3 separate regions of the Homo sapiens genome follow, and all the other regions are linked to region 2. The links are chromatin loops, found by intact Hi-C in ENCODE. Cell type or tissue: heart right ventricle. All regions are shown on one strand.

What was found. Peaks named below come from ENCODE experiments on the same cell type or tissue, not always from the same donor. Only the 100,000 strongest peaks of a DNase experiment are listed, where the experiment ranks them.
Region 1: a loop joins it to region 2, with 2.5 times the contacts of the local background. A loop is called at or near these places in 8 of 110 quality-filtered maps.
Region 3: a loop joins it to region 2, with 4 times the contacts of the local background. A loop is called at or near these places in 27 of 110 quality-filtered maps.

Annotation. Positions count from the first base shown.
Region 1 is chr4:151,340,761-151,348,760 of GRCh38, reverse strand. No RefSeq gene overlaps it. Among named protein-coding and RNA genes, the nearest start is that of SH3D19, 19 kb to the right of the region's middle. RefSeq lists a silencer at 7,450-7,744. In heart right ventricle, no CTCF peak of the experiment used is centred here; no DNase peak of the experiment used is centred here.
Region 2 is chr4:151,114,514-151,122,513 of GRCh38, reverse strand. It overlaps SH3D19 (SH3 domain containing 19), which reads left to right. Exons shown (of 20, transcript NM_001378122.1): 20 at 307-2,233. The coding sequence ends at 423. Among named protein-coding and RNA genes, the nearest start is that of SH3D19-AS1, 5.7 kb to the left of the region's middle. In heart right ventricle, a CTCF peak has its summit at 4,957 (motif pointing left); a DNase peak (open chromatin) is centred at 4,953; H3K27ac peaks cover 2,723 bases.
Region 3 is chr4:151,600,175-151,608,174 of GRCh38, reverse strand. The region is part of intron 7 of FHIP1A (FHF complex subunit HOOK interacting protein 1A); the gene reads right to left. Among named protein-coding and RNA genes, the nearest start is that of GATB, 160 kb to the left of the region's middle. In heart right ventricle, a CTCF peak has its summit at 3,696 (motif pointing right); no DNase peak of the experiment used is centred here.

The DNA.
Region 1 (8,000 bases), 230 kb before region 2:
CTGATTTTTGTATTTTTAGTAGAAACGGGGTTTCACCATGTTGGCCAGTCTTATCTCAAACTCCTGACCTCAGGTGATCTGCCCGCCTCAGCCTCCCAAAGTGCTGGGATTACAGGTGTGAGCCACTGCGCCTGGCCTAGCCCAGTTAATAATTTTAAATGTTTTCTAGAGACAGGGTCTCACTATGTCGCCCAAGATTATAGTAGGGTTATTCACTGGTCTAATTTCAATATTGTTGTGTCTTGGGGAACAGGGAGGACTGAGAAGACAGAAAGAGAAGTGGGAATGGTTGGTCGGTGGAGCAGTCAGAACACACACAGTATTTATCAATTAAGTTTGCCGTCTTATGTGGGCATGGTTTGTGGAGCCCTCCAAAGAGTTACAATAGTAGCACCAAAGATTGCTGACCACAAATCATCCTAACAGATATACAAACTGGGAACGAGTTTGAAATATTGCGAGAATACCAAAACGTGACACAGAGACACAAAGTGAGTATGTGCTGTTGGGAAAATGGCATGGATAGACTTGCTCCAACCTTCCATTTGTAAAAAATATAGTATCTGCGAAGTGCAATAAAGTGAAGCTCAATAAAACGAGTGTGCCTGTAAACTTTCCACTCTTCTCTCCCTAAGGCAGTTCCCGTTTCTCTCCCTTCCTCTTCTCCTTTTCTAATTCCTTATTGTCCACTGCCCCCAGTTCTCCTTCCTACTCCTGTGAACCCACTGGCTTAGAGGGAGAATCCACTATCTAGGAAATGCAAAATGCTTTTAGGAGCGTTTAGAGCCTTCCCCTGCGGAAGAATATTTGAATGTAGAGCAGGATTTAGGTAGACGTTTGACCTTCAGTGTTTCTTCCCTCACCGAGATTTTATGTTTCTGTCTTAAGGTACTGCTTCTAAGGCTCAAACAGCTTATTTGCTACAATTCCTTGTTCTCATGATTTTTGAGGGGGTTCTATTACGGGGGTGGGGAATTTTCAACATAAACCATACCTTTAAACTGAGATTGGAAAATCATTAGCTGATGTTTATTGTGTTAGTCTTTAATGATTTTACAGTATAATCTTTGACTCACACAGTTATAAATCAAAGAATACCAAGTTCAAGGATATTGATGGGAACTAGTTTGCATAATATTGCTTTGTAACCTTCACAAAAATAAAATGTAATTATTAATGTCATTATTACTGATAGTTGCTCCAAATGTGTGATTTTCCTGACTCATGTAAAAGATGAAGAACTCCAGAAATCGTTCAGTTCTTTGCCAGTGTAAGATACCAGTAACAAGCAGAGATAATTTTCTCTTTGCCAGTTCATCATAGACTCTGATCAATAGTCAGGGCCAGAAATTTAAGATGACACAATCCATTAAAAAACAAAACAAAACTGTGTATCCTCTCAATGTCAGGACAAAGTTTGGAGGCCAAAAGAAAGTTTTCTCAAAGTAAAACCTTATCACCAGTGGACACTGGTGTTTCAGGCAAAAGATGGCAGCCACTGTAGCTCATGGGGTTTGGTCCTGATGGGAGCCTGCCTGGCCTCTTTCTGTTCCATGGGTGCACCAAACCTACCACCAGAGCAACTGGGCCATGCTGCTAGGTGTATACGGTTTATCTGTTGGAATATAAAAACAGGGTAGAGTAGGGTTATCAACATTTCTGAGAGCACACCCTCATATGCATGTGATTTGTACAAATATGTCTGTTTGGCATCAAGAGATTTTATACAATAGAATACAAAAATGTAGAACTGGAGTTTGAATTCTGAGTGAAGAGAACAATGAAAAGAAAGTGACATATGCTTGAACTATTTGCTTTGCTCCAGGAGAATTTTGCTGTGCTTATGAATTTATTAAGGAATAACGTTAAATGAGTTACTAATTGTGAAGTATCAAGGCCACTGCTTGATACATAGTAGGCACTCAATAAATGTTAAACCTCCCTCCTGTTATCATATCATTGTGATTGCCAAACTTTGAAGACAAGATCTAGAATAAATTGCCACCAGGACCAGAGACACAATCAAGGGTATATAAAAATTTTGTTAAGACAGCTGCATACTCACCCTTCGGTCAGAGCTTGAGGTGTTTGATCTTGCTTTATGCAGTGTTCAGAATGAATGGCCTTTAAGATAAGTTGGCATACACTCTTAGAATTAGGTATTAGGCCAGTTCACTCAGAAATACATCCGGGGTGGACGGGTGGGTGGGTGATGTCAGAAATGATCCAAATCTTCTAGATGTTGTTTAAAATCAGTATCAGTTATGAAGCTGCCCTAGCCCAAAATAACCCCAGCATTTACCAATCTTCACAAAATAGAATTTCAGGATGGTAGCGAGGAAAGGCACATTTTTCTTTTCAAAACACTATGTTAGAGCATCAGTTATCACTATGAAGATAAATCATAGTTCATCTCCTGCATTTATCAAGGTGCCAGAAACATCACAGACACTCAGTATTTAGTAGATAAATAAATCTCAGTTTTTTTGGAATGTTTGACAGTTGATTCCAGGTAGAGATGATGGATTAAACAAATGCATGTAATTTGATTCCCTCCAGAACCCCACTAAAACCCTCAAGAACGAGGAGAGAATGAGATGAAGCAATAGCAACAGAATTTTGGAGGCCAGAGAATAGTGATAAAGGACTTAGCAGACGAGAAAACCAAATGCTAAGTTACTGGCATTGCAAAATCCTCAGGATATAGAGTGAAGATGAAGAAGGAATAAAATAAGGGAACTGGTTGGAGGCTGGGAACTACTTAAAAAGTAGTAGTACTTCTTATATGCATGCTCTCTACTCCTTTCTACTGGGTAACTGCCCCTCCTCCGTCCTAACAGATGCAGAGGTTTGTCCACTTCTTAGCCATAGCTGAAGGGGATAGGGACTCTAGAGAGAAAACTGGGATTGATTAATTAATGCAGTCATGCTAAATGCTCAGATCCTCTCACCTTCCAAGTGGAAGATTGGAAAAGCCTTCTTAAAGGAATATTACCAGCCCAAAAGGAAAAAAAAAATCCCCAAAGATAGTGATAAGAGGTAATATGGAGGAGGATAGGGTGTGGTTAGAATTCCCCAACAAAGAGCCTACCCATTTCATCTTACAGTAAAGTTCCTGGGCAACAGGTCTTCCCCAAAGCACAGGGCTTCTACTATGCAGCTTTTTGCTTTCTCACCCTTGAATACGAGCAGACAACCAGGATTACCAAACATCTTAAGAAATCCTCTAACATGAAAGGTAACAGAAAGACCTAAATTGCCAGATTGAAAGGGCCCACTAAGTACTCAGCTCAGTGAAGGGAAGCAGACCCATACAAAGCATATTATCATGAAGCTTTAGAATGCCAGGCACAAAGACAAAATACCCAAAACTTCCAAAGAGAAAAAGCACATCCAAAGAAGTAGAAATCCAGATGGCATCGGACTTCTCAACAACAACCCTGAAGCTAGAGACGGTGGGGCAATGCCTCCAAATTTCTAAAGGAAAATTATTTTCTGGGTAGAATTCTATACCCAGCCAAATTGTTCATCAAGAATAAAGGTAGAATCCAGGCATGGTGGCATGCACCAGCTGTCCTAGCCACTTAGGAGACTGAGGTGGGAGGGTCACTTGAGTCCAGGAATTCAAGGCTGCAGTGAGCTATGATTGCACAACTGTGCTCCAACCTGGGCAATAGAGCAAGAGTCTGTCTCCAAAAAAAGTTTTTTAAAAAGGAATAAAGGTGAAATATACATAAATTCTCAAGAATCTTTTCCTTTCTTAAGAAGCTAAGCTAAGATGTGCTAAATTAAAAAGATGGAGAAAATCAAGAAGGAAGAAGGTATGGATTATAGGAAAACAGAAGATCCCGCTAAGGAAATAGAAGGGAGTCCTGAGGATGATGGTCTACTAGCTGTATATCAGATGTAGAGGGCAACAACTCCAAATTAGAACAATGCAATGCCAGAAAGAAGATGCATCGGCAGAGGCTATCACTAAGATGTCAACTACCATTTTAGTACTTTTTAAAACCTGCAAATCAAATGCCTGTATGAGCCTATTCCAGGTTGCTGTTTGTATTTGATTTGCCTTATTCATGTTTTGATGGCGTTTCTCTTCTCCTACCCATCTGTTGCCCACTATGACCTACTGCCTGGATAAGCTGAGGACACTCATTAAATCCCACAGAAGTTTTCTTCTTTGATCTACTCCAGAACTGGAGATGGGCTTTGGTGAACTTAGAAGCAGAAAATACAGAGCAACCCTCTCCCTGACCATAGTCTTGCCAGATGTCCTGCACCCAGGCCACCTTCCAGTTGCTCCAACCTTAGTTAAGTTCTGTTTCCCAGATCTCACCCATAACCTTGCCCACTGATTTCCCCAGAAGTGGCTCCTATACACTTTCATGGAAGCTGAAGCCAGTTTATGGCCCAGAAATTCTACTCAGCTTATCTTCTACAAGATCTCGTTTAATAGTACCTTCATGTTTTTTTCATATGCATCTGGCTTTGTGCTTGCTCTTCAGTTTCTATATTAACCACATACAGTGATCAATAAAAGATTTGAGAAGAAAAGAACAATTTATGGCGATATTCCTTACACATTTCAATTATGTCCTCTTTTGGAACTATGGAGATGGCATCCTCAGGGTTGAGCTGATGAGTAGTGGATTGAAATGGAAAGAGTCTGTGTTGTAGAAAAGCAGCCTCGATGGGCCATGAGCAGCCAGATAAAGCATCCGTGTTCTCTGCCTCTATTTCATGCCCAACTCCATCTCCATTTGGCTGCTAAAATCTCCAATCCAAATTTTCCTTGACTGCCAGCTCCCAGACCTTTTCCAAGGAAACAAATGACCTAAGTGATAGCAGCAATGCTGCCCAGAAATGGAGGGTTTGATAAAAACAGAAAGATGAATTCAAAATACTGGCCCTGGCCAGGCGCAGTGGCTCACGCCTGTAATCCCAGCACTTTGGGAGGCCGAGGCGGGCGGGTCACTTGAGGCCAGGAGTTCAGAACCACAGCCTGGCCAACCACGGTGAAACCCCATCTCTACTAAAAAATACAAAAATTAGCTGGGTGTGATGGCGTGTGCCTGTAGTCCCAGCTACTCTGGAGGCTGAGGCACGAGAATTGCTTGAACCTGGGAGGTGGAGGCTGCAGTGAGCTGAGATTGCACCACTGCACTCCAGCATGGGTGACAGTGTGAGACTCTGTCTCAAGAAAAAAACAAAACAAAACAAACAAACAAAAAATACTAGCCCTTCTCATTGCTCTTCCTGGCCACCTGTTTACTCTGCTGCTTAAAACCCTTCTGTGGAAGGCCGGGCATGGTGGCTCACACCTGTAGTCCCAGCACTTTGGGAGGCTGAGGCGGGCGGATCACAAGGTCACAAGTTTGAGACCAGCCTGACCAACATGGTGAAACCCAGTCTCTACTAAAAATACAAAAATTAGCCAGGCGTGGTGGCACATGCCTATAATCTCAGCTACTCAGGAGGCTGAGGCAGGAGAATAACTTGAATCCAGGAGGCGGAGGTTGCAGCGAGCCCAGATTGCACCACTGCATTCCAGCCTAGGCAACGGAGCGAGACTCCATCTCAAAAAAACAAAAAACAAAAAAACCTTTCCATGGATCTTTATGCCCCATCAATGGGTCTCTTGGTGTGGTACACACACAGACTATTTATAATTTTACCTCTGCTTATCTCACCAGCTTCACCTGTTGCCCTTACAATCCTTTTCTCTTGGCCACAGCAATATTTCACTATTTGTAAGTCACTGAATACTGTGTTCATAACTCTCTATTTTGATCATGCCTGGAAATCTCTTCTTAGACCCTCCTCTCTTTTTTGCCTGGTTAATGCCCGCTTGTTTTTAAGACTCAGTTCAGGCAGAACCTCCTCCAGCAAGAATTCCCTGCCCTAGCCACAGCTCCTTCTCAGCCTGGATTAGATGTGCTTCCTCTGTGCATACCTGAGCCTGTCACAGTGTATTGGAAATTATCTCTTTATCTCTCTGTTTCGCATGGGACTGAAATCCCCTGAAGAGACAAGGTCTTCCATTTACATGACTCCACTACCTAGCACCAAGCCTAGCACAGAATAGACAGTAAATAAATATTTGCTGGATGTAATTATTATAGAGCCTGTCTTCTACTTTAAAGCTATTATGTTCATATTATTCTAATTTTTTATTTAAAAATAATTTATAGGCTTTATTATTTATTTATTTATTTATTTATGTCTATTTTTGAGACAGGGTCTTGCTCTGTTGCTCAAGCGGAAGTGCAGTGGCACCAACATGGCTCACTGCAGCTTTGACCTCCTGGGCTCAAGTGATCCTCCTGACTCAGCCTCCCAAGTAGCTGGGATCACAGGCATGCAATGCTGTGCCCAGCTAATTTTTAAATTTTTTTATTTTGAGCTGGGCGCAGTGGCTCACACCTGTAATCCCAGCATTTTGGGAGGCCGAGGCAGGCGGATCACCAGGTCAGGAGTTTGAGACCAGCCTGGCCAACATGGTGAAACCGTGTCTCTACTAAAAATACAAAAAATAGCTGGTCATTGTGGTGGGCGCCTGTAATCCCAGCTACTCAGGAGGCTGAGGCAGGAGAATCGTTTGAACCCAGGAGGCGGAGGTTGCAGTGAGCCGAGATCACACCATTGCACTCCAGCCTGGGCAAAAGAGCGAAACTCTGTCTCAAAAAAAAAATTTTCTTTTATTATATAGAGACAGGGTCTCGCCATGTTGCCCAGGCTGGTCTCAAACTCCTGGACTCAAGCAATCCTCCTGCCTTGGCCTCCCAAAGTGCTGGGATTACAGGAGTAAGCCACCACTTTAAGTCAGGAATTCGAGACCAGCCTGGCCAACATGGTGAAACCCCGTCTCTACTAAAAGTACAAAAATTAGTTGGGCATGGTGGTGCATGCCTATAGTCCCAGCTGCTTGTGGGGCTGAGGCAGGAGAATGGCTTGAACCCGGGAAGTGGAGGTTGCAGTGAGCCAAGATCGCACCATTGCACTCCAGCCTGGGCAACAGAGCGAGACTCTGTTTCAAAAAAAAAAAAAAAGAATTCTGAATATTGGGCATTTGGCACAATCATCGAACATAAGTGCCCGTTAAATGCTAACCGTTATTACTTCACTTAGTCCTTACAACAGCTCTGAATGCTAGATGTTGCGATTTCTTTCTTTTTTCTTTTTTTTCTTTTTTTTTTTTTGAGACTGAGTTTCTCTCTTTTTGCCCAGGCTGTAGTGCAATGGCGCAATCTTGGCACACTGCAACCTCCACCTCCCGGGTTCAAGCAATTCTCCTGCCTCAGCCTCCCGAATAGCTGGGATTACAGGCACATGCCACCACGCCAGGCTAATTTTTTGTATTTTTAGTAGAAACAGGGTTTCACCATGTTAGCCAGGTTAGTCTCAAATTCCTGACGTCAGGTGATCTGCCCACCTCGGCCTCCTAAAGTGCTGGGATTACAGGTGTGAGCCACCGCACCTGGCCTAGTTATTGCTATCTCTTACTTTACTGATCAATAAACAGTTCAGAGCAGTTAAAATCACAGGATGAGGAAGTGAACCTGAGTTTGTCCAAAGTCCATCTTTTCTCTTCATTCCTGCTATCTTAGCCCAGGTGGAGACATTAAAGAGAAGGCTGTGTTGAGGACAGTGACAAGCAGAGGGTGGGGAGGGGACCAGTGGGCAGTGGATGCTGGTCATGGCCAGGCTATGAAAGGGCCTCCAAGTACTAACGCTCGTAAAATATGTCAGTCCCACTACTTTGCTCATGATATTTAGCTCTAAGAATTGCTGAAGCTGAACATTCCCTTTGGAATGCACAGAATAAGACAAGCTCTGTGTAAGACATTTTTGGTCTTGCTAAGGTCAATGTGGTGGGTTTGTTGCTGAGGAAGAGTTCTGACAATTACTATGGAGACACTACATAAGCAAAGGTAAGCAAAAATGTTTGTCTTTCAGAAGCAAAATTAGAGGGAAGCACAGTAATCAAGATTCCATACATA
Region 2 (8,000 bases):
TGATAACTGGTATTATTTGTTCAAGAGGGATTTTAGATTAGGAGTGGTGAATTTGAGAGGCACAAAGTATAAGAGGGAAAATCAAAGTGCAGCAAGGGTGGCAGTGGCAAAGGAATGAGATTTAAGGGATAGAGGCTTACAAGCAAATGGCATCATTAGGTATAGATCATTGTTGTCATTTAATTCTCAACAATCAAGATAAATGAGTTATACAGAGAAGATTATTCATGCTGCCCTAGGTAGGCCACTATTTACCATGCTTATTCTCAACAGAAACCAGTAATTCTAACTCCTTTTGTCTTACAGGCTGGAGATATAATAACAGAGCTGGAATCTGTAGATGATGACTGGATGAGTGGAGAACTTATGGGAAAATCTGGAATATTTCCCAAAAACTACATACAGTTTCTACAGATCAGCTAGAGGAGAAGCTTGTCTGTGTTCCTTGGCACAAGAACTCACTTGAACTATCACCTTGACTATCAGATATGTTTTTGCACTATTTTTTTTAACTGAAAAAGAAATATCTAAGCTGTACATGGTACACTAGAATTTTCTGAAAGCAGAAAACGTTCAGATTTTGTAGTTAATTTTCATTACAATAGAAACATGCACATGGAAACCCATGAGCTAGGATTCTACCGAGGAAAACATCTAGTGGGATTAGCAAGGTGAAGGGAAAGCATCTGGTGGCATGGCAGCATGGGGAGGCTCACACACAGAAGTTGCACGTGGACATCTGTTTTAATCAGCACAAGTGAATTAACCATGCTTCTTCATTTTTTTACTTTAGTTAAAAAAGAGGACATTTAATATTCTACATGCTGTAACTATCAGGACATGGTTAGCAATCTCAATTTCATTTTTGATATTCAAATTAATTCTTACAGCTTGAGCATATCAGCCTTATTACCAGAGCAAATCCTTCCTTCAGATGGGATAGTTTACTGACTAGTTGGAGCATTTGTAAGCACATGGTGAAATCAGCCCCTGCCCACCAAAATAATCTTTATGTTACCAAGTGATTCCCATTTGTCTAAGGATTTGAAGGGGGTCTAAATTGGATGTATCTTACTTAGTCTAAAGAACCAAAACCATCCCTGAAATGCCTTGCTAATACAACTAATCCTTCCATATATGTGCCATACTTATTTTTTTCCTCAGTGTATACTTTATGTTAACAGGGTTATTACAAAGCACATTTTCTGAATCTGCAATCATTCCTTTGACAATTACTGGACCCAAAGGAAAATTCATTTTCTTTGCATTATTCCAGTAATATATAAAAACTGTGTCTTGTTATAGTAGTACATTATGAATCACATATAAAATCTTACAATACAGAACAACTGTTAAGATGGAAAACAGTGCCAAACCTCCACAGCTCATTTCTTTGTAATATAATCAGAATGAAAAATAATTTAAGAGGACAGAAGACTGGTACTTTTTTGTTTTATTTTTTCTCTAGCTTATCCCTGCACAATTATTAGAGTGAATGAAAAACCACTTTCCTGCTTTCCATTGTTATAAATTCTAAGCTTAAGATAAAAGTGGTTCTTTACATGACTGAATCAATTACAATTTATGGGCTAGAGCCAAATAGGTTGAAGACAATCATCCAAACAGATCAATGGAATAGAATTTCATTGGAAATGTAAAACACTTTCCCAACAATGGTCATGACTTTCTTCTGTTTTTGAGAAGAGTTTCATATGCTGGACCACATTTTAGCTTTTATTGTTTTTTTTTTCCCATTGTCCAAAAAGTTAAGCAACAAGTGGCCACACTTTTACGTGACTACAACCTGGAGTTCTGCAAAGAAGGTAATATTTACTTGGTCTTTGACTAAAGTTATCTCCCCATTCTATGGTTACATTTTATTTTGGACTATGGGGACTTCTAATACGTTTTGGTAAAGAAGAGAGTATAAAGAAAATTCTTGTCAAATTTCACTCAAAAGTAATTTCATGAGAAATCAATGATTTAAAGCATTATCCAAATTAAATTATCATTTGCAGCAAACTGTACAACAGCAGGAAGGATATGGAATGGAACATGAGGTATATATCTTTGCCTTTATAATTTTAACATCTTATATTGAAGATTCTGAAAACCTATCTTTATTAGAGGAAAATCTCAATCTTCAGTTTTGGCCTTCTGTCAGCAGAATGATAAGTGCAATAGTTGTAAATCTACTTGACACTGTAATAAACTGAACTGAACTTTCAAAGTCCCTTTCTCATACTAGACTGAGTTTTTTGAGAATGGAGGTGGTATCTTTTTTTTTTTTTTTTTTGAGACAGGATTTAATTCCCTTTGACCAGGCTGGAGTGCAATGCAATGTTGGCTCACTGCAGCCTCTGCCTCCTGGGCTCAAGTGATTCTCCTGCCACAGCCTCCTGAGTAGCTGGGACTACAGGCGCACACCACCGTGCCCAGCTAATTTCTGGTATTTTTTTTTCTTTTTGTAGAGACAGGGTTTCGCCATGTTGCCCAGGCTGGTTTCAAACACCTGGGCTCAAGCAGTCTGCCTGCCTCAGCCTCCCAAAGTGCTGGTATTACTGCACCTGGCCTGTGGTACCTTATTTATCTTTGTATCTCTAGTCCTTTGCACCATTCAGCCTCAATAAAGGTTGGTTGGTGGGTTGGGTGAGTTGGTTGGTTGGAATGGATGGATGGATGGATGAATGACTTTCACATACAGCAATACCATCTTGGATTCACTCAATATCTTTCCTCTTTAATTTTTGACATAAATCTATACTAAAAATTCACAGTTTTATGTCATTTCACTCTCATGTTCTATGTTGTGCTTGCCACTTATTACCTACTCAACTGACAGGAAGCAAAAAGGTAACATATGGGCTCTCGTAGATACTTTCTTTTTTTTTTTTTTTTTTTTGAGATGGAGTCTCCCTCTATCGCCCAGGCTGGAGTGCGGAGGCACGATCTTGGCTCACTGCAAGCTCCACCTCCAGGGTTCACGCCATTCTCCTGCCGCAGCCTCCTGAGTAGCTGGGACTACAAGCGCCCACCACCACGCCCGGCTAATTTTTTGTATTTTTAGTAGAGACGGGACTTCATCGTGTTAGCCAGGATGGTCTCGATCTTTTGACCTCGTGATCCACCCACCTCGGCCTCCCAAAGTGCTGGGATTACAGGCGTGAGCCACCGAGCCCGGCCTCATAGGTACTTTCTTATTCTGTATATTGATTGAATTCAAGGCAAGACTGAGCATGTTTAAGGAGAAACATAATTTTTATACTCAGTGAATTTTATGGGAGAGAAATAGGAACACATTCTGTTTCCTTTCAGGAATTTTAGGTTAAAATCTGATCTTGTTCATCTAAACCTCCTCAAACTAGAATCTCTTAATCCTTTTTCTTTGATAAATTAAACCTAGAGGGCTGGGCGCGGTGGCTCACGACTGTAATCCCAGCACTTTGGGAGGCCGAGGCAGGCGGATCACGAGGTCAGGAGATCGAGACCATCCTGGCTGACACGGTGAAACCCTGTCTCTACTAAAAATACAAAAAATTAGCCGGGCGTGGTGGCGGGCACCTGTAGTCCCAGCTACTCGGGAGGCTGAGGCAGGAGAATGGTGTGAAGCCAGGAGGCGGAGCTTGCAGTGAACCGAGATCGCGCCACTGCACTCCAGCCTAAGCGACAGAGTGAGACTCCGTCTCAAAAACAAAAAAAAACCTAGAGAAGCCTTTCCAAGCAAGGCGACTCAGTTGAAAAAAAACCTAGAGAAGCCATTTAATATATTATTCTTATCCTTTGAACACTAAAAGCGTTTTTCTTTAAAAGATGCCCTTGTTTACATGGCTAGAAGGGTAATGGAATATATCTGTCATTGTGCTCATATAAATCACAGGTCTTGAATTCAGTCTGTAATATTCAAAATGAAAGAAAGTGCGTTTATCAGAATTTATTAGTAGAACTTGCATTTGAAAAAAAAATTTTTCTATAAGATTGTAGATCAATACTCCTAACATTCATTTCTTAGTTTTTACTCAGTTTCTTAAGCTTACCTAAATATACCTAGAGAAAATAATGATGACTGTATGGACTAATAATTATAAGGCGATATATTCACTTTGGTATAATCATTAATGGTTTATTTCTTTTAATTAATGTCAAATGCACATGAGCCATATGATTCATGATTCAATGTCATTTTGAATGCCATTGAATGAATTCTTCACAGTGAATTTATTATTTTATTTTATTGTATTGTATTTTAGAGACAGGGTCTCACTTTGTTGCCCAGGTTGGAGTGCAATGGCATGATCTTGGCTCACTGCAGCCTTAGACTCTTGGCCTCAAGTGTTCCTCCCACCTCAGCCTCCCGAGTAACTGGGACTACAGGCATGTGCCACCATATTTGGCTAATTTATTATTTTTTTCATTTTATTTTTTGAGGTGGAGTCTTGCTCTGTTGCCCAGGCTGGAGTGCAATGGCACAATCTGGGCTCACTGCAGCCTCTGCCTCTCAGGTTCAAGTGATTCCCCTGCCTCAGCCTCCTGAGTAGCTAGGATTACGGGCACGCACCACTGTGCCCCGCTAATTTTTTTGTATTTTTAGTAGGGACCAGGTTTCATCATGTTGGCCAGACAGGTCTTGAACTCCTGACCTCAAGTGATCCATCCGCCTCGGCCTCTGAAAGTGCTGGGATTACAGGCGTGAGCCCCGGCATCCAGCCTAATTTTTTATTTTTTGTAAAGACGGGGTTTCACCATGTTACCCAGGCTGGTGTTGAACTCCTGAGCTCAAGCAGTCTTCTCGCCTCGGCCTCTCAAAGTGCTGGGTTTGCAGGCGTGAGCCACCTTGTCCAGCCAACTGAATTTTTTTCAGAACTAACGTGAAGTCATTTTCTAACTTGTGCCTTTTTACTTCACTGTAATTAAAGAAGGAAAAAAAATAGAAAGCCTGACTCAGAACAACACTACCATCTAGGGGCCGCTCTCTTAATTGCGAGCTCATCCTGTTATACCACAGAAGAGAGCCCTTGGAGACCAGAGTTCAACTTGCAGAGGTTAAATGATTTGCCTAAAGTCACAGTTACTTGCAGAGCCTAAAGTAAAACCTATCTCTGCGGATTTCCAATCCAGTTCTTTTTCCGTTTATTATGGCAAAGTGATAACATTTTTTTTAGCAGTTAAACAAGAAGAATTGATCCGTTTCATTGGCCTGTAGTGGTTGTAGCCTCTAATACTTAACGATTAGAAAGAATTACACAGTATGTATTAAAGCCTTGAAGTTTTATCCTTCAGGAAGAAAAGTCCTGTCAGCTTCTTGGTTTTATGTGGACAATTTATATTGATGTTACCTAGAAACTGAAACATGAATGGATCCACTAATGTGGATTCCTTTTTCTCTTTAATAGAAAATATTCAAAAATTTAGAACATCAGATCTTGTACAGCTGTATCTTGTAGGGCTGTGCCCTTGGCAACAGTAGAGCAATCATAAATCTAGATTTTCATTAAAATATAACACAAAACACTGTTATTAGTATTTTGGAGTATAATAGATTAACCAAAGCACTGTTAAGCTGATAGATTTATATTTCAGAGTCTGAGACATATTCTGATTTTTTTAAAGGAATTCTAATTATATGTATACCATGGATTATTTATCTTCAAGTACTGTAAATTAGGCAATAATTAAATGAAATATTTGGTTGTCTATGTTTCACAAAAATTAACTAACAATACCAAAATATTGGCCTCTGGCTGAGCACTATGACTCACGCCTGTAATCTCAGCACTTTGGGAGGCCAAGGCGGGTGGATAACCTGAGGTCAGGAGTTCAAAACCAGCCTGGCCAACATGGTGAAACCCTGTCTCTACTAAAAATACAAAAATTAGCCAGGCTATGGTGGCGTGGGCCTGTAATCCCAGCTACTGGGTGAGGCAGGAGAATTGCGCAAACCTGGGAAATGGAGGTTGCAGTGAGCTGAGATTATGCCACTGCACTGCAGTCTGGGCAACAGAGAGTGACACCATCTCAAAAAAAAAATGTGTGTGTGTGTATATATACATATATGTATATATGTGTATGTGTATATGTATGTGTGTATACATGTATGTGTGTATGAATGTATACGCATATGTATATGTGTGTACACGTGTGTATATATACATATGTATGTGTATGCATAGTATATACATACATGTGTATATATACATATGTATGTATATGCATAGTGTATACATACATATGTATGTATATGCAGTGTATACATACATATGTATACATACGTATGTGTATATGTATATATACGTATACATGTATACATGCATGCATTTATACATATGTATGCACATATATACATATACACATATGTGTATACACATACACACACTTTAAATATATACATACATATACACATACGTATGTATGCGTGTATGTATATACATATACACATACATATATACATATACGTATACACAAATGTATATGTGGTAATATACACATATATACTTACATATACATGCACATATACACATATATATACATACACATATATACGTGTATATACATATATGTATCAAAAAAATAATAATAGGGCCGGGATGGATGTTATACACTTCTAGGAGCTGACACCTGCAATAATTTTTCTGCCTTGACTTCTTTTTTTTTTTTTTTTTCTGAGACGTAGTTTTGCCCTTGCTGCCCAGGCTGGAGTCCAATGGTGCGATCTTGGCTCACTGCAACCTCTGCCCCCAGGTTCCAGCAATTCTCGTGCCTCAGCCTCCGAAGTAGCTAGGATTAGAGGTGCCCGCCACCACGCTTTGCTAGTTTTTTGTATCTGTATTTTTATTTTTGAGATGGAGTTTCGCTCGTCAACCCAGGCTGGAGTGCAATGGTGTGATTTTGGCTCACCGCAACCTCTGCCTCCTGGGTTGAAGCAATTCTCCTGCCTCAGCCTCCCAAGTAGCTGGGATTACAGGTGCCCACCACCATGCCCAGCTAATTTTTATATTTTTAGTAAAGACAGGATTTCACCATGTTGGTCAGGCTGGTCTCAAACTCATGACCTCAGGTGATCCACCCGCCTTGGCCTCCCAAAGTGCTGGGATTATAGGCATGAGCCACCGTGCCCAGCCAATTTTTTGTATTTTTAGTAGACATGGAGTTTCGCCACTTTGGCCAGGCTGGTCTTGAACTCCTGTCCTCAGGTGATCCACCCGCCTCACCCTCCCAAAGTACTGGGATTACAGGTGTGAGCCACCGCACCCAGCCCTACTTTGACTTCTTAAATGATCTTAGCAAATGGAAACTCATTACCCTTCATAGCTGTCACACTTGCATTGCCTATCACAGCGTTACGTCAGAGAATTAATGACTCATTAAATTGGTATGACTGGATATTTAAAGATACTAAAGATTATTACTGAAATTTGGAGCTGTGTTAATAGGATTTTGGTTACATTTCTTTTTAAGAAATCATTTCAGAGATACATGATGAAATATTTACATTTGATAAGTTAAATTTGCTTCAAATAATTGAGGAGGAGAAATTGTCAGGAACTGTGCAGTGTTTGACATTTTACCCAACTTGTAAGCTAAACATTTAGCCTGGCATGGTTTCATGGATGTTAGCAGAAGACATGAGACTTCTGGGACAGGAGCAAAACACTTCATGATAGCAAAAGTGAGAACCAGAGTTTCGTGTTCTTATGTGTCAGTTTCCCATACCCCACCAAATCCCGAGGAGGTGATGCAAAGGGCCCATTATACAGTGAGTTGTGTGACAGGAGAGGAACACTGAGATCCACCACTTTTATAGCAAATGGAAGCAAGCTTGCTTTTTTTCCTGGGGGAGACGTTACCTCATCCTTCAAGGTTGCTCACAAGGGTGCAAACACAGCCCTGAGAAGTGGCCAGGGTAAAGAACAGTCAAGGGATTGTATTCTTGGCATACTCAGCAAGAATGTGCAGAGACACTTAGGGTATACAGCACATTGCCTCTGTCACTATTCACTCCTCAG
Region 3 (8,000 bases), 490 kb before region 2:
TACTTGGGAGGCTGAGGCAGGAGAATCGCTTGAATCTGGGAGGCAGAGGTTGCAGTGAACCGAGATCATGCCCCTGCACTTCAGCCTGGGGAACAGAGTGAGACGCCATCTCAAAAAAAAAAAAAAAAAAAAAAAAAGAAGAAGAAAGAAAAAGAAAAGAAAAAAGAAAAAGAAAATCAAAAGTGATGCTGGCTGTGAAATAATGTAAAAGTATGTTAAGGAGCAACAAGCATATTATCTAAAATCAAAACACTATAGTGACCAAAAATGGTATAAAATTTATTGGCTAGTAACACACAGTGTCATGTGAAGGATGTCTCACTTTAGAGATTCAGCTGGTTACTTAAATAAGTAATAATAGGTAGTATGTATTTAGCACTAAGTGCCAGAGACAATGATAAGCACTTTAAATGCATAATCTTACTTAGTCTTTACAAAAGCCCGATAAGGTAGGTATTATTATCCCTAGATTATACATATACACCAATGAGAATACCTGCCACAGGCACATAAAGTAGCAAAGAACTAGACTCAAACCAAGGTCTTGCTAACTCAAAACCCATTTCTTGAACTGTCAAGCTAGGCAGCTTCCCAAAATTGTATCAGTTGAATATAATGCATTAATTGAATATATTAGATGGTACACACTTTTAGTTTTCAATTAATCAAGAATTCCCAAGTCAAAGCCTCTTACACTTGTCACTAAAATTTTCTAGATCTACTTAATAGCTGGCTGTCACTGGATAGAGAAATTATTAATTTAGTCTGTCTAAAACTGGCCTGCTTAATATGATTTTTTCAATCCAGATTTAATAGTGCTACCGTCACTCCATGTTACCTAGTTGCAGGCCCACAACAGGACTGGGCCTTTTAATTACCTCGTTCAATTGTGTTTACTGACTGATTATAGTGATGGTTACATCTGGCCCTCTGCTTCCACGGTACTCTTCTGTTTAAGTCCAGGGGAACTGAGTAGACAGAATGATTGCTTGGGCTCCACCACTCCTATCCCAGCTGAGCCAGGCTCCTTAATTATGGCTCCCTTGGTTACAACTGGATCTCGGACAGCATCTGATAAGGGTGTAAGTGTGAGATGGTACCAGGGGCATTGAGCTTTCCTGCCAAGTTTAAGAATCCCCAACTTCCCCAACTGCTGGGTGGCTCTAAATGGAATACCTGTCTGTCCCGGAACCAGCGCCTGCCTGTAAAGCTGTGGAGACAACAGCAGCACCTTCTAAGAAGAACCACCTCATTTCTGCAGGACATTGTTGGAATCCCCCTAACTTCTTACCAGACCAGCAGTCTGTGGGCTGAGGTGGGCACATAGGTATGCTTTCAGCGCAGTGGAGAATACAATCTAAGTCACTGGTTTACTCCAAGCATGGTAAGAAACAGGCAAAGTTCCACATGAACAAATACAGCTCAAGATTATTACAAGAAGAGGAAAAAGCAGCTAGCAAAAATAGAACAAGACAATGTTCAGGAGCCTTCAGTGATTAAAAACCATGGGTCAATAAGGTTGACAATGTTTTGTGGGGTTTTCTGCAAATTATTGAAATATATAAGTAGAAATATGAAATGCAGATATCAAAAAAAGTATTCCTCTGTATCTTTTAGTTTGGTTCACCCCAGAGATGGTGCCTCGTTTGGGGCTCAACTAAGTCAAGGGAAGCTACAAAAGATTTAGCAAAGAACCACCAAATTTAAAAAACAAAATCTAAAAATTCCAAAGCCAAGGTGGCATCTTACATTCCATGCTTTTGATTCCTTCTTCCCATTTTCCACTGAAAGGAATGACATGATCAGTGAAATTCCACAGCATTATAGGAAACCAGGCATAAAACTTCAAGACGTTTTTCCTCAGGAAGTGGCACAGATGACAAGTGACAAAGAGCAGAGACCTGCTGAAGCATCCAAAAATCCAACGGGAAGTCTGCCAGAGAACAAGTAAGAGGACTTGTGTCTACCCTTCTCCTACTCCAGAACCCCCGCTACTATCTCCCAGACTAGAGAGGCATGAGGAAGAACGGACAGGAGAAATGAAATTAAATCATGGTTGAACAGCATGCTGTCCTGCCCACTCCTCACTATGACATAAGCGATCAGTGTATTCCTCCTGCAAACTCAGCACCCAATTATAGCCCGTTAATATTTTATAATGGTGATAATAATTTGAAGATGGTACTTAATTGCTCTTAAAATCTTCAGTCACTATTTTCACTGGGCATAAAAGTCCAAAATATGCCTAGCCAGTAAGAGCCAAACTGGGCTCTACCGGAGTTCCAGCCTGCCCGCCCACATACACACTTACAGCAAGTGGGCAACTCACAAGTGTGGCTGCTCTCAGCCTCTCAAAATTTCCATCTTTACTTCTCTAGTCCCCAAAAAACTTCCATCCATCAACCTAAGTCAATAAGCCATGAATTATTGAGCTTGCAGGATGCAGATCATGAATACGTATGTGCATGTTTGGAAGACAAGCTTGTAAAACAAATGGGCTCCACGGCGGCTTATATGAACCCAGCACACATGCCTTTAAGGAAATGGCTGAAATTATTCTACCCATGTATGTTGTTCAAGCATGGTTTCAGCACAGAAGAGATGGTGGAAAAATCAGTTTTTCTGGTAGACTTTTTGCTTCTGTCTTTCCAAGTGCTCTTGAATGGAATAATTTGTTGAATGAAACACAGCTGGCTGCTCTTTGCATAAACCAAAGGTGCAGGCTTTCTTTGTGGTCACAGTTATCATTGCGAATGCCTGTGAGCTGCCTGCAGAAGGGATGGTATGTAATTATCTTCCCTTCCATCTACCTCTTACTTCAGCACATTCACCTCGATGTCTCTACCTCTATCCACCAGAGATAGTCCCAAACTTTTGCCATAATTTGGTAACAATCTCTTTTTAAAAAGGAGCAAAACAACCCACTAAACAAAAGACTACCCTACCCTAGTTCACAAGACATTTGACAGAAATAATATGACTGAGCCTGAGGTGCTACTTATACAACCTTTTCCCATCCAAACAACCTAACAGTCCCCTCTTTCTAATCCTGCCAGATCCAGGACAAGCACTGAAGCCATCTTTGGCTGCAACTGCCAACTCTCTACGGGTCTCCCACCAGCCCAGGATCCTGAAACAACATATCTGGATGGAGATTTTCCCAAGCTAATGACAAAACCAATTAGACTGCTTCACTTGTTTTTGTCTGCTACAAACCTCATTTCCTGTTTCACATCAATTTTTGTATGATACTTGTTCTTAAACACAGAACCCAACAAAAACTCATTTTTATTTATTTATTATTATTATTAGTATTTTTTTTTTTTGAGATGGAGTCTCACTCTGTCACCCAGGCTGGAGTACAGTGGCGCGATCTCAGCTCACTGCAACCTCTGCCTCCTGGGTTCAAGCAATTCTCCTGCTGCAGCCTCCTGAGTAGCTGGGTCTACAGGCGCCCACCACCATGCCCAGCTAATTTTTGTATCTTTAGTAGAGACAAGGTTTCACTGTGTTGGCCAAGCTGGTCTCAAACTTCTGACCTCAGGTGATGTGCCCTCCTCAGTCTCCCGAAGTGCTGGGATTACAGGCGTGAGCCACCATGCCCGGCCCAAAAATTCATTTTTAAATTGGTAAGACCAAATTGAAAGTAATGAATATGATTTCATGCCAAAACTGCAAATTATTTTGAGCTGTTAGTTCATGTGGTGTCCAACAGATGTCACTGTGTTTCCCTCACAAACTGAAAATATCTCCTAGTACCCCTGTGAATTAATTGAAAAGCCCCAGGGCTCCTTGGTGCACTGTTTGGGAACCACAGATGCAGGCCCTTCCAGGGGTTTCAGGAAAGAGCAGGGAAGCAGGGTCAAATGCAAAATCACCTAACAATAGAAAGGAGCACGTGCTCAGAATAACATGGGCACCGAGAGCTGCCAACTCTAGGGAACAGAGAAGACTAGAACCTCCAATGTAAGGGACAGCTGCAGGAGGCTGTGGGATTTAGGCTGGTCTTTGAAGAAAGAGTAACTCTTGACCACAGAGGAGGAAGGAAGAGAATGTTCCAAGCAGAGAAAACGGACTGAGTATAGGAGAGAGGCCTTGAACCAAGAATGAGAATGGTACGGAGTCAGGGCTGTGACACAGCATGTAGACCAAGAACATTGTAGGAAGTGGAGCCACTTAAGGTTTCAGAGGAAGGATGATGTGTTTAGAAAATTTAATCCAGCAGTTTTGTGTGAGATAATCTGAAGAAAGAAGTTGCAGTAATGAGACCATAAGTGAAAACTAACCCTGGTCAAGATATGTGGAGATGAAGACCCAGAGTGACACTATTGGGAGAAGAAACAAAAAAACAGACTCAAGAACCTTGCAGGAAAAGGTTGGCACTATATTTGGGAAGATTAAGAGAAAAAATTCAAGGATGATTAAGAGTTCTATGCCAGGTAAGTGGGAAAAGTGATATTATTCACAAAAAGAAGGTATGCAGAGGATGAATTAAGCTAGCCTCGGGAGAAAGACATTATGAGTTTGCCTCCTGACATTTTAAGTTTGAGGAAGCAACAGGTCATTGAGATGAAGAGATCTAGCCAGTGGTCAAATACTCAGCCCCAGAGCTTTTTAGGCCATCTGTGCAGAGCAAGGATAGCAATCATGAGGGTCAATCAGTGCAGGAATAGTCCCTGAGGCATGCCCACATTTAGGGAAAGACAACATCCAGTCAGCAGAGCAGACAGACCCTAAGGAGAACTAAGAGAGTTCAGAGTGTGGCATCAAAGGGGGAAAAGAGGAAACCCGGGTCCAGGGAGTCAGAAGCCCCAGGGGTTGTTAATAAAGCGATTCTTTACAATCTCTCTTTTTTTTTTTTTCAGACGGAGTCTCGCTCTGTTGCCCAGGCTGGAGTGCAGTGGTGCGATTTTGGCTCACCGCAACCTCCACCTCCCAGGTTCAAACAATTCTCCTGCCTCAGCCTCCTGAGTAGCTGGGACTACAGGCACATGCCACCACACCTGGCTAGTTTTTTGTATTTTTTAGTAGAAACAAGGTTTCACCATATTGGCCAGGCTGGTCTCTAACTCCCGACCTCGTGATCCACCCACCTTGGCCTCCCAAAGTGCTGGGATTACAGGCGTGAGCCACCGCGACTGGCCACAATCCCAATATTTTTAAGCAAATGCTAAGTGCATTTATTAGCCTGGTGAGGAAAAAGCTGGGTATAGTCCTTAAGGGAGAAGCAGTCATCTCTTTTAGGTAGTGTAGAAAGGTTTTATAGCTAGAAAGCAGGACAATCCCTTATCTCTTAAATCTTGAATCACTTGTGTCTGTCTTTTTCTCCACACCTTTCCCTTCTCTTGAATCCCCTGCCTGTTTTCTTCTGTTCATCACCACACTACCCAGAATGCCAGTCCACACTAAGCGGCATTATTTTGTCACCACCAGATGGTTCCTGAGCCCCTTATCTGACTCCCTCTGCACTGCTTACTATGGATATCAATGTTCACCTGCCTTACAAATCACATTAGGGTCTTTTCTCAGTCCTCGTGGTCCCTCACCTCTTTTGGACATCACAGCTCTCCTGGCGTACTTTCATCCAAACACACTCCTCCACGCCCTCCCTACCTGCTCACCTTCAAGGTTCGGCACAATGTCACTCTCTCCCTCCCCACCTGCCCTGGCTACTTTCTCTGTCACAGCACTTAGTTTTTCTTGCTTAAATTAACATGTCAGTCTCCTGGGTCCCAGATTATAAACTCCATGGAGATGACAGAGTTTTTCAGCCACCTTCATTTCCCCATGGAGTCTGGCAGTACTTTGCACCTGGTGCACACTGACTAAATGGTCTTTGAACAAACAATATTATCCTTTTACTGCATATGAGATGGCAGAATCTGTCCTGCAATAGTTATGATAATACCTTTGCATATAACAGTATATGATTTTTCAGAACACACTTATATTTGATTTTCATACCCTGTAAGGAGGAAAGAGGAGGTCTACTATCCTCATTGTACAGCTATGGAAATGTGATATGATTTGCCCAAATCTCATCTTGAATTGTAGCTCCCACAATTCCCACATGTCGTGGGAAGGACACAGTGGGAGGTAAATGAATCATGGGGGCGGGTCTTTCCCATGCTGTTCTGGTGACATTGAATAAGTCTCATGAGATCTGATGGTTTTATAAATAGGAGTTTCCCTGCACAAGCTCTCTCTCTATGCCTGCCGCCATCCATGTAAGATGTAACTTGCTCCTGCTTGCCTTCCACCATGATTGTGAGGCCTCCCCACCCATGTAAAACTGTGAGTCCATTAAACTTCTTTTTCTTCCCAGTCTCAGGTATGTCTTTATCAGCAGCGTGAAAATGGACTAATATAAAATGTGACTCAAGGAGGTTGGAAGCTTTGCACAAGTTCACACAGCAGTAGTAAACAAAAGAGCCAGGACTAGAACCCAGATCTCTTACTCACAGTCTAATGCTCTTCCACTGCACACCCTGACTCTGTATAAATTCATGTAATAATAAGCCTGATTTGGTGATGGCTACCTATGCTTCAGATATTCCTTCATTTATTCATATCTAGTATGTTGTTAGCATTTCTACCCGTCACATTGGAGTCCAACTCTGATTTTAGGTTCCAGAGGACAAGGATCAATAAACAGAATGAGGCAGTAACTATAAGCTATAAAAAGTAGATTCACTAATGTGTTTCTAGAAAATTTTAAGCTGCAATTTACTTATGCATTAAACCCAAACACACTCTACAGGAACCATATCTACCTTCCAATTATTGCTCTAAGATGCTGATACTGGTAAATAAGCATGCTGATGGCTTCCAACGGCCCCTCTAAATCTACTCTCCACCTTTTCCACCTTGCCCTATGCCCCCCCAGTAGACCTGTATGGACCTTTTTCCCATGGTTCCCTTCCATATGCTTTCCACTTGGGTTCACCCAATGGGGTTCCAGCAGGAGACTGGAAGGAAGAAGAAGGAAACTTAGTTATTTATTCCCCTGACTCCCCTCTGAAGGGTTGCCTCAGGCAGGTTGTAACCCATGACTGAAGTTCATGGCTCTTATCAGGTGGGCCTCTCCACATATGTCTCTTTGACCCTTTACAGCACATTCAGACTTAGGGGTGGCAACTGTGGTAAACCTGCCCAGAATATGGCCACAAATTCTTTAATACTGCTACTATAAAGAGGTGGGGTCTTTGTCCTCTTCCCTTGAAATTGAGTGGTCTCTGTGTGACTATGAACAATGAAATATGGCATAAGGGATACTCTTCCAGGTTCCCCAGCCTTAGGAGACTAGCAGCTTCTATCTTTTGCCTCTTTGGCACACTCACTCTCGGAGTCCTTGGAGTTCAATCAGTACAGGAATCCAATTACCGGAGGCTGCCATGCTGTGAAGATGCCCAAGCAGCCCTGTGGAGAGGCTGTGTGGAAGGAGGGAAAGAAGGAGAGAGAGAGAGATCTAATCAGCCCCAACCTGTTCAGGCCCCAGCCTGCTGAGGCCCCAGACATCGCAGAGCAGTGATGAGCTGTCCCCACCATGTTCTGACTGCATTCCTGAACCAGAGAATCATGATTTATACTAATAACCAATGGCTGTTTTAAGTCACTAAGTTTGAGAATAGTTTATTATACAGTGCTAGATCACTGAAACAACACACTGTTGTAACCAGTCCACTTACTAAGCTCCCCTCACTACCCAGTCTGAATGCCATCTATTCCTTCTGGGGCCCTGACTAAATACATAACATATGACAAACATTAGGGCTGATAATCATATTCTAGACTTCTCTGCTTCTGAAAAAATGGCAGAACTGCACTTCGCCCTGAGGTCAGATGTGGCCTAGTGACTTGCTTTGCTTTAGACAATGAAATGTCAATAGAAATGATATGTGTTACTTCCAGATAAAAGCTTCAAGAGCCAGTGGGCCATTCACAAGGTTCTCTTCTCCCTGACATCACCTTGAGACCAGTGATATCAGTTCCGAATAGTG